2 separate regions of the Homo sapiens genome follow, and region 1 is linked to region 2. A link is an interaction called in ENCODE POLR2A ChIA-PET data of the cell type or tissue named here. Cell type or tissue: OCI-LY7. All regions are shown on one strand. Each heading gives the region's core, and the rest is flanking DNA. Links, peaks and the distances in the headings are about the cores only. Region 1 overlaps ABLIM1 (actin binding LIM protein 1). Region 2 overlaps LOC124902508 (translation initiation factor IF-2-like).

What was found. Peaks named below come from ENCODE experiments on the same cell type or tissue, not always from the same donor. Only the 100,000 strongest peaks of a DNase experiment are listed, where the experiment ranks them.
Region 1: POLR2A ChIA-PET joins it to region 2 with 7 read pairs; 4 of 35 experiments call an interaction of 5 or more read pairs at or near these places.

The regions. Positions count from the first base shown.
Region 1 is chr10:114,498,165-114,502,558 of GRCh38, forward strand. The region is part of intron 6 of ABLIM1 (actin binding LIM protein 1); the gene reads right to left. Among named protein-coding and RNA genes, the nearest start is that of AFAP1L2, 96 kb to the left of the region's middle. RefSeq lists an enhancer at 1,078-2,277. In OCI-LY7, for the core only: a CTCF peak has its summit at 3,726; DNase peaks (open chromatin) are centred at 667, 1,137, 1,637 and 1,937; H3K4me3 peaks cover 2,354 bases; H3K27ac peaks cover 3,243 bases.
Region 2 is chr10:114,808,585-114,812,978 of GRCh38, forward strand. The region is part of intron 1 of LOC124902508 (translation initiation factor IF-2-like); the gene reads right to left. It also overlaps the pseudogene TAF9BP2. Among named protein-coding and RNA genes, the nearest start is that of FHIP2A, 11 kb to the right of the region's middle. RefSeq lists an enhancer at 2,643-2,692. In OCI-LY7, for the core only: no CTCF peak of the experiment used is centred there; no DNase peak of the experiment used is centred there.

The DNA of each region.
Region 1 (4,394 bases), core at 106-4,105, 310 kb before region 2:
TTTAACATCTCCAAGCCTCAGGACACACATCTCAAAAATGCAAAGGGCCGGGCTAGACAATTTCAAGTCCTCTTCAGCTGTAAAATTCTATGTTTCGGTGTGAAATCCCATACCCTCTACAAGCTCACATAGTAGTGCTAACAGAAGAGCAATTTTGGTAGAGAAAGAACATTCTTGATGGCAGAAAAATGGAGTTTAACCAATGATTCCTCCGTGTCTGTTACCCAGGAGAAATTCTAATGCCCTAAGCCCTGAGCCCATGTAATATGCTCCTGGGAACAGAAAAAGAGAATTGTAATTCTAGAACCCATCCTTGGACAGAAAATCTGCTCATCTGATAACCTGCTTAGCTCCTGGACTGCTGACAGTCCCTTTTAGTTTCTTTCCTTTACCGCCTCCATTTCTCTAGGAGTGCTCTACTTGTGGCATGAGCCCAGGAGATGGGAAGATGGCCCTGAAGTTCAACCTTAATCCACTTATAACTTATGTTCTGCCTACTTTCAAAAAGGACTGGCTGATTCTTATCAGAGAAGGACATGATTTTAAAACAATTGATCAAGAACCTTAAAATTCAAAAGACCCAAGCTCAGGCAAACATGTTTGTTGTGATGTGAGCTTCTTAGCAGATGAGGGCAAAAGAGGAACTGATAGGCTGCCAAAGTCTCACTGTTTGAAAAAATGGCCACACACACTTGTCACTACAGAAGGTAGGTTTCCTGATTCTAAGTTAATAACAGTCATTGTGGGCTGAAGTTCTATAAGGTCTTGCTTTGTGTAAGGCTTTGTATCAAGACTTTAAATGATTCACAACAACCCTATGAGGTAGGTCGGTGCTATTTTCCAGTCTTGTTCTACAAGCAAGGAAACTAAATTGTTTTACCCAAACCCACCAGTGCTTCCAGAAGACAGAGCTAGGGGTAGAACCCAGGTAGCTGACTCAAGGTCCACACGTTAACCCTGTTAAACTACCTCCTAAAAGCACCAAAGGAATTCTCATACAGGGACCCTCAGTTATGGGACAGAAAAACATCTTCCACAGGAATTTCACTGATGATAGGAAGTATTTAAGTAGTTGTTTCTCATATAGACCCTTGAGAAATACCAAAGACGTAGCACTGAAAGATCACTAAATGAAGTCACTTCCATAGAGGAAGTTAAACTATCGAGGACTATGTGTGTAGTTTTGTTTCTTGTTTTATCTTAAAAGATCTAACTTGATTCAGAGATGGTGCTTAGAATCCCCAAAGGAATAAGCAAATTGTTTTCCAGTCCCTAAGACTCTCCCAAACACAGCTCTGGTGGATGGTGATTTCAGACTAAGGATATACAAACACCTAGAGGCTGGTGGGTTGCTTTAGATCAGGAGTTTTCTAACATTATTGCGCATAAGCAACACCCAAGAAGCCTTTTAAAAATGGGTTCGATGGCCTTAAGGTGGGACCCAGATATGAGTGTCTTTATTTTATAAGCACTGAAATGAGTCTATGCAGATCACCATGAGATGGGAAAACACTGGTCTGGGTGGTACCAAAACCACAAACCTGAGGGTGGATGAAGAGATGAGGAAGCCAAAGGGAGTAACAGAGATGTGCTGCTTACGTGGCAGGTGCATGGGCGGAAGGGAGAGGCAGAATCACGCAAGTTCCCTGTTATGCTCCTGCAGAAAGGCAGTGCAGAGGCTGACTCAGCTTTTTTGCGTCTACTGGTTTTTTCACCCTCAACTGGGAGAGGCTTCCAATGCAACTGGACTGGCTTGATCTCTAAGCTAAACACTCACCTGTTCCAGGAGGCTTTTCTCCTGATGCAGCATCATGAACAGGCAGGATAATGAGGGCGTGCCTTGGCCGTAAATATGTATCCTGGGCAAAGGTGAATAAATCAGTCTGCCCAGGCAGCTTTCACAAAGCCTAGAGGGCTCTATACAAGTCTGTGCAAAGCCAATCTGCACAAATGAGAACATCCTGTAGCCCTACAGCCTTACTAACTGCGAGGCTTCTGAGCTCACAAACACTGCTTTAAACACGTGTGCTATGTCAGAGGAAGGGTCAGCAGCTTATCCTTCTGAGTAAGGGTGCATAAACTAGTTTAGGGAGAAATAAACCATTATACTCTAACTTTCATCATAGAGTAGAAAGACATGGGCTTTGGGAGCAAGAGAACCCAGGGCCTAAATTCTAGACTGAAAATTGGACTTTGGGCACTTTTCTGGACTCATTTCTTCACCTGTAAAAACTAGTATAAGAAAACCTACTATGGCCAAAGTGCGATGGTTTGTGCCTGTAACCCCAGCAGATCACTTGAGCCCAGGAGTTTGAGACCAGCCTGGGCAACATGGAGAAACCCCATCTCTACAAACAACACAAACATTAGCTGGGCATGGTGGTACTTGCCTATAGTCTCAGCAGCTGGGGAGGCTGCGGTGGGAGGATCACTTGAGCCCAGAGGTTGAGGCTGCAGTGAGACATGATTGCACCACTGCACTCCAGCCCAGGTGACAGAGGAAGACCTTGTGTCGAAAGAAAAAAAAAAAAAAAAAAGAAAGAGAAGGGAAGGGAAAGGAAGGGAAAGGAAGGGAAGGGAAGGGAAGGGAAGGGAAGGGAAGGGAAGGGAAGGGAAGGGAAGGGAAGGGAGCCTACTACGTAGGATTGTTATGAAAGTTAAATAAACAAAGGCAAGTTGGTAGCAAAGTAACTGGTGCCAATCAAAGCAGGTGAGCTTTCTTCCTCTCTTTCCCACTAGGTTATAAATTCCCTTAAAGAATTGGGCCACACCTGTATCTTCATAACTCTACACCTCCATGCTTCCCACAAGAAGGTGTTCTAGAAGTGTCCAGTGAATTAATATGCCAACAGAAACCTCTAAATAGATTTGCAACCATTCCCTATACAATTACTTTGGCCAAAAGATGAGTAAAAGATCAACTTCTTCTGTGCCTCAGCTATAGTTTCAGTATTTGCTTGTTTCCAGACACCATGATAGGCACCTCACAAACTTTACCCCACCTGACTCTCCCAGCCACAATGTGAGGTAGGTAATATGCCCATTTCACAGATGAGGAAATCAAAACTTAGAGAGATCAGGAAATCACCCAAGGCTACTCAGTTAGCAAGGGATGGAGCTATGATCTGAATCCAGGTCTGTCCAACTCTAGAGACTGTCCAACAGAGCCAATGTTGTTTTCCCAGGCCTCAGGAGCTCAGTTAATATTGGGAAGGCTCTAGTCAAGATCTGCACTGGCAAAGCAGATCTCCCATGACTTTATATATCCTCTTTCAACTTTTTTAAAGGATACAAATAAAAGTTTATTATATAAAATCGAGCCTTCATATTTCACAGTTTGGCAAGGCTAACGACTAGATCATGTTGTAAGTCCTTAACGAAAATTTTACCCTTCCCATTCCCAACTATTAAAATGGCCTAATCAAAAGTTACAAAAAACGAAGCAAAGTACCACTATAAACAACACCAAGTGCTTTAAAGACAACTATTCCAAATGTATTTTTTAAAATTTAGCAGACTTTGTTAGAGCAGTTTTAGGTTCACTGAAAAATTGGGTGGAACCTGCAGAGAGTTCTCATATATCCCTTCTCCCATACACACAGTCTCCCCCACTAAGAACGTCCCCCAACAGAGTGGTGCATTTGCCACAAATTATGAATCTACATTGATACATCATTATCATCCAAGTCCATAGTTGACACTGGTGTTCACTCTTGGTATTGCACATTCTATGGGTTTAGACAAATTTATAGTGACATGTATCCATCATTATAGTATCATATGGAATAGTTTCACTGCCCTAAAAATCCTCTGTGCTCCACCTATTCATCCCTCAGTATTATTTATTGACATAGGTGACCCCCATGGTATGGGATGCTGTGATCCTGAATTCTTGCAAAGCATCCCTGACAGCTTTGGCCTGTCCATCATTTTCAAATTCAACAACAGCAATGTCATGTCTCCCAGGTACCAAACATACTTTGTTGAAAGCGGGAACTGATATGATAGCATGAAACATCATCCTCTCATTAGTCTCTTCTGGTAAGTTATTCAGGAATACAACACAGTCTGGAGGGTAACCAGGGACCTGAGGATGTGGTGTTGAATTTCCTTGGGAGTTAGCTGAATCTGATGTTCCCTGACCAGGCATTTCCTTTGCACTTGCTACATCCTGTTCTATAGAGTTTTTTCTTTTCTTCACCAGCAAAAAAAAGCCATAAATTTTACATGTTATATCAACTCTCTCTTACAAGGTAGGTAGAAAGTCTGCAATACACCTCCCCCCACCTTCTTTGTAGGGGGAAAGAGGTATGCCTTTTTAATTATTTTATTTTATTTTATTTATTTTTTGAGACAGAGATTCACTCTGTTGCCCAGGTTGGAGTGCAGTGGTG
Region 2 (4,394 bases), core at 73-4,072:
TATAAAGGATATTGAAACAACTGGTGAAATATGAAGTGGGGTCTGCAGATCAGATAACAGCAATTTCAACATTGATACTGATTTCAATACACAGATGCTGGTTATTGTAGTGCGTTGAATGGTGGCCCCCGAAAAGATATGTGTTCATCTTAATCTCTGAAACCTGTGACCTCATTTGAAAAAAGTATCTTTGCAGATGTAATTAACTTAAGAATCTTGAGATGAGATCATTCTGGATTATCTAGGTGAGCTGTAAATCCAGTGACAAGTGTCCTTATAAGAGACACACAGAGAAGAGAAGACGCAAGATGAGAATGCCACGTGAAGAGGGGGGCAGAAATTAGAGCGATGCAGCCACAAGCCAAGGAGTGCTTGGAGCTACCAAAAGCTGGAATGGGCAAGGAAGGATCCTCCCCTGGAGCCTTGGGGCTTAGGGGAGGCACAGCCCTGCTGACACCTTCATTTCAGATTTCTGGCCTCCAGACTATGAGAAAATAAATTTCTGTTTTTTTAAGCCATCAGGTTTGTGGTAATTTGTTATGATGGCCCCAGGAAACTAATATAATTGCATTGCGGTTACGTCAAAGAATGTTCTTGTTTGCAGGAAATACACACTAAAGTACATAGGAGTGATAGACATAATGTCAGCAGCTTACCCTCAAACAGTTCAGGTGTTTTGAACTGTATTTACACCTCTATTATAATTTTTAAATTGTTTTGAAATTTTAAAACTATTTTAAAACATTACTAGAGCAGTTGCCAGATCATGGAGGTTAGCAAGATTGCAATTTCCCAAGACCACTCCAAGCCATGCCTTGGTGATGGCCCAGACTCCAAAGGATATGGGAATCACAGAGTATAAATAAAGAGTAATAAATCAAGTGTTGGAGTTTGCCTTCCAATATGTGTCTGCAATTCTAGACTATGCAAAAATTTATTCAAGCCATCCTAAGAAACCTCCTCTCGAGGGAGATAATGTGAGACTAGTGACCCAGTGTTGCGAAGACCTATTTCTCCCCCCAAGACATTCTTTACCAGATATTACTTTTGGCAGCCAATTCTCCATGGCATTTCAACTTACCCTGGACTAGCTTTACGAGGATGTGTGTGTAGCATAGTGTCTCTTTCCAGGTCAGAGGGCCGATGTGTTTCCTGACCAGGATAGTAGAGATAGAGACACCCAGAGACATTCCAGGATAGAAAAGTTTCCTTCTCCTCAGGCAAGATGTGCTTACATTCCAGAATACTTAAAGATAATGTCTCTCTCCAGAGAGGAGGATGGGCAGGTTTGCTAGCAGCCCCCTTATAAGACTGGAGGATTCCTATGCTTAGTGTTTCTCAGTTGTGACACAAACTTGTGTATGTGGCATCTACCTGAGGTTGATCCACACTGACTCCTGTGGGACTTGAGTGCACAGGAAACTGATGGAAGCATGAAGCCTGTTTTAGTCTGTTTTGTGTTGTTACAACAGAATACCACAGACTGGGTAATTAATTAAAAAGAAATTTATTTCTCATAGTTCTGGAGGCTGGGAAGTTCAATATGAAGACAATAGCATGTGGCGAGGGCCTTCTTGCTGCATCGTCCCATGGCAGAAGGTGGGAGGGCAAGAGAGCATGAGAGTGTGAGAGAAAGGGCTGAACTCCAAATCCTTTTTTTTTTTTTTTTTTTTTGAGGCAGAGTCTAGGTCTGTCACCCAGGCTGGAGTGCAGTGGCACGATCTCAGCTCACTGCAACCTCTGCCTCCTGGGTTCAACCAATTCTCCTGTCTCAGCCTCCTGAGTAGCTGGGAAACCACAGGTGCGTGTCACCACGCCAAGATAATTTTTGCATTTTTAGTAGAGACAGGGTTTCACCGTGTTGGCCAGGCTGGTCTCGAACTCCTGGCCTCAGTGATCCGCCCGCCTCAGCCTCCCGAAGTGCTGAGATTACAGGCGTGAGCCACCGCACCTGGCCTGAACTCCCTTTTATAATAATCTCACTTTGACAATAACCTACTTCTGCAATAATGACATGAATCCATTCATGAGGACAGAGCCCTCATGACCTAATCATCTCTTATTAGGCCCCACCTCCCAACACTGTTGCACTGGGGATTAAGTTTGCAACACATGAACTTTGGGGGCACACATGCAAACCAGAGGAAAGCTCATACTTCCTGCTGTGACCCAAGTAATAAAGTTTCTAATTCCCCCTTGGACTTGTTTCCTTCCCAGCCACATCTATGGAAGTATGACAAGCAAACCTATCAGCCTCCCAACACCCTGCTGCTTAGGAACCGCCTGACTTCTTAACCATTACAAGATGGAAAAATCAAACCCCTTTATTTATTGATTAAGCCATATGCAGAACCTAGATTGTTACCTGACAGATACTGCTTAATAGCTCCAAACTACAGACTGAAGTCCTCACTTTAAAAGGGATCATTCTGAAGATCAGTTTCACAGCTAAGGGTCAGTGCTGCTAGTAGCACACCTACTACTCCTGTTATCTGTACCATAGCTCCTTAAACAGTGACAGCATCAATTCGAAAGTTCACAGTATAGATTTCACTTTCACAGTCCACACCTGTGAAGTCACTTCCTGCAACAATGGCAGTTCAAAACTGTTCTCATTAAGCCAATGGCAGTTCAAAACTGTTCTCATTAAGCCACCTAATATTGGGACCCAAAAATTCTTATCACCATCAACATAGTTTCAGGATAAAATGCAATGGATGACTCAAATCCATTTGAAAAGAAAATTCAATAAAATACAATGATAAGTACTCTACCACATGTAAAAACTATGGTCTCACCTTGATGCATTTCAGGGTAATAAAATGAAGGACGCTAGATCTCCTCAAGCTGTATCTTAGAAAACTTAAACGTAACTGCCAAAACCTATGACACTGGTTTTATAGGGTATGAGTGGAAAAAAAAAAACAGAAGGAATAATGGAAGGAAAAAATCACACTTCCCTAAATACAATTTTACCATTTTGTATAGGTCTATGTTAGTCAATATTCAATTAGAGATTCAGAACTATTAGGACCACACATGTGCAGGTGGATTTATTACCGGGATTTGACCACACGCAGTAATGGGGGCTGATAAAGTCTAGAAGGCTGTTGCCTTCATATCTAATGCTGCAGCTTGAAGTCTGCAGGGCAGGCAGTTGGGAAGAAGGCTGTCAGGGGGTGCAAAGCAGCAAGGACAAGATGGAACCCATCTCAGGCTCTCTCTGTCTCCAACCTTCATGATGTGGGTATCCTGCAGGAGAACCCGGTGCTCTTTGTCACAGAGATAAACACACATCTGGTTGAGGATACACAGTCAGATGAGGAGTCAGTGAAGCTGAGGGAAGACCCAGCGAAAGATGGAACAGCTGCAGCCTGCTTCCTGCCCCACACCAAGGAGATAAGCCAGCAGATAAAATAACAATATGCATGGGCCACAAAAGCACCTGGAGACCTTTCCCCAGCCTCTGAGCACAAAAAACAATACTCTTGATATAGTTGCTCCTCCACTCTGTCCTCCAAATCTCACACAAGTACATCTCTTGTGGCACACCCTTAACTGGAAACATAGGGAAGGGAATTATGGGAAATGTAGTTCAGCCTAATCAGATCAACACATTACAAAACCTCCACAGTCCAGCATTTGTCATCTTGGCATGTATCACTTTAAATCACAATTTCCATATGAAGACAATTCAAAATTTGGGCTTCTACTTAACAGAGTACAACTATCTTGTGTACAATTAACAACACATCAACTGTTTTTCCAAAAGAGGCTATAAAATCTCTCTCTTGGTCTTTGGGTGTTCTTTGAGCTAATTCATACTCTCCCTTTGATATTTTGTAGTTTAAATACTGAGAAGATAGGGAAATAAGAGTGGGAAGAAAACAAGTTTTTGAAAAAAATACAATGACAACTACTCTACCACATGTAAAAACTATGGTCTAGCTTTGATGCATTTCAGGGTAATGAAATGGAGCATTCTAGATCATTGCAAGTTTCTACATACAAACAGGCCAAGCATGGTGGCTCATGTCTGTAATATCAGCACTTTAGGCAGCTGAGGTGGGAGGATCACTTGAGCCCAAGAGTTCAGAACCAGCCAGGGCAACATAGTGAGATACCATCTCTACAAAAAATTAAAAATTAAAAAAAGTATATATACAAACATATCCATATCAAAATAAGGAAGAAATACAACTGCACTAGCTCTCATTTCTACAACTGGTCATGTGGTCATATGGTCATAGCTAGTATATACCACCTTCCTTTTTTTTTTAATTCTTTTTTTTTTTTTTTTGAGATGGAGTTTCACTCTTGTTGTCCAGGTTGGAGTGCAATGGCACAATCTTGGCTCACCGCAACCTCTGCCTCCCAGGTTCAAGCGATTCTCC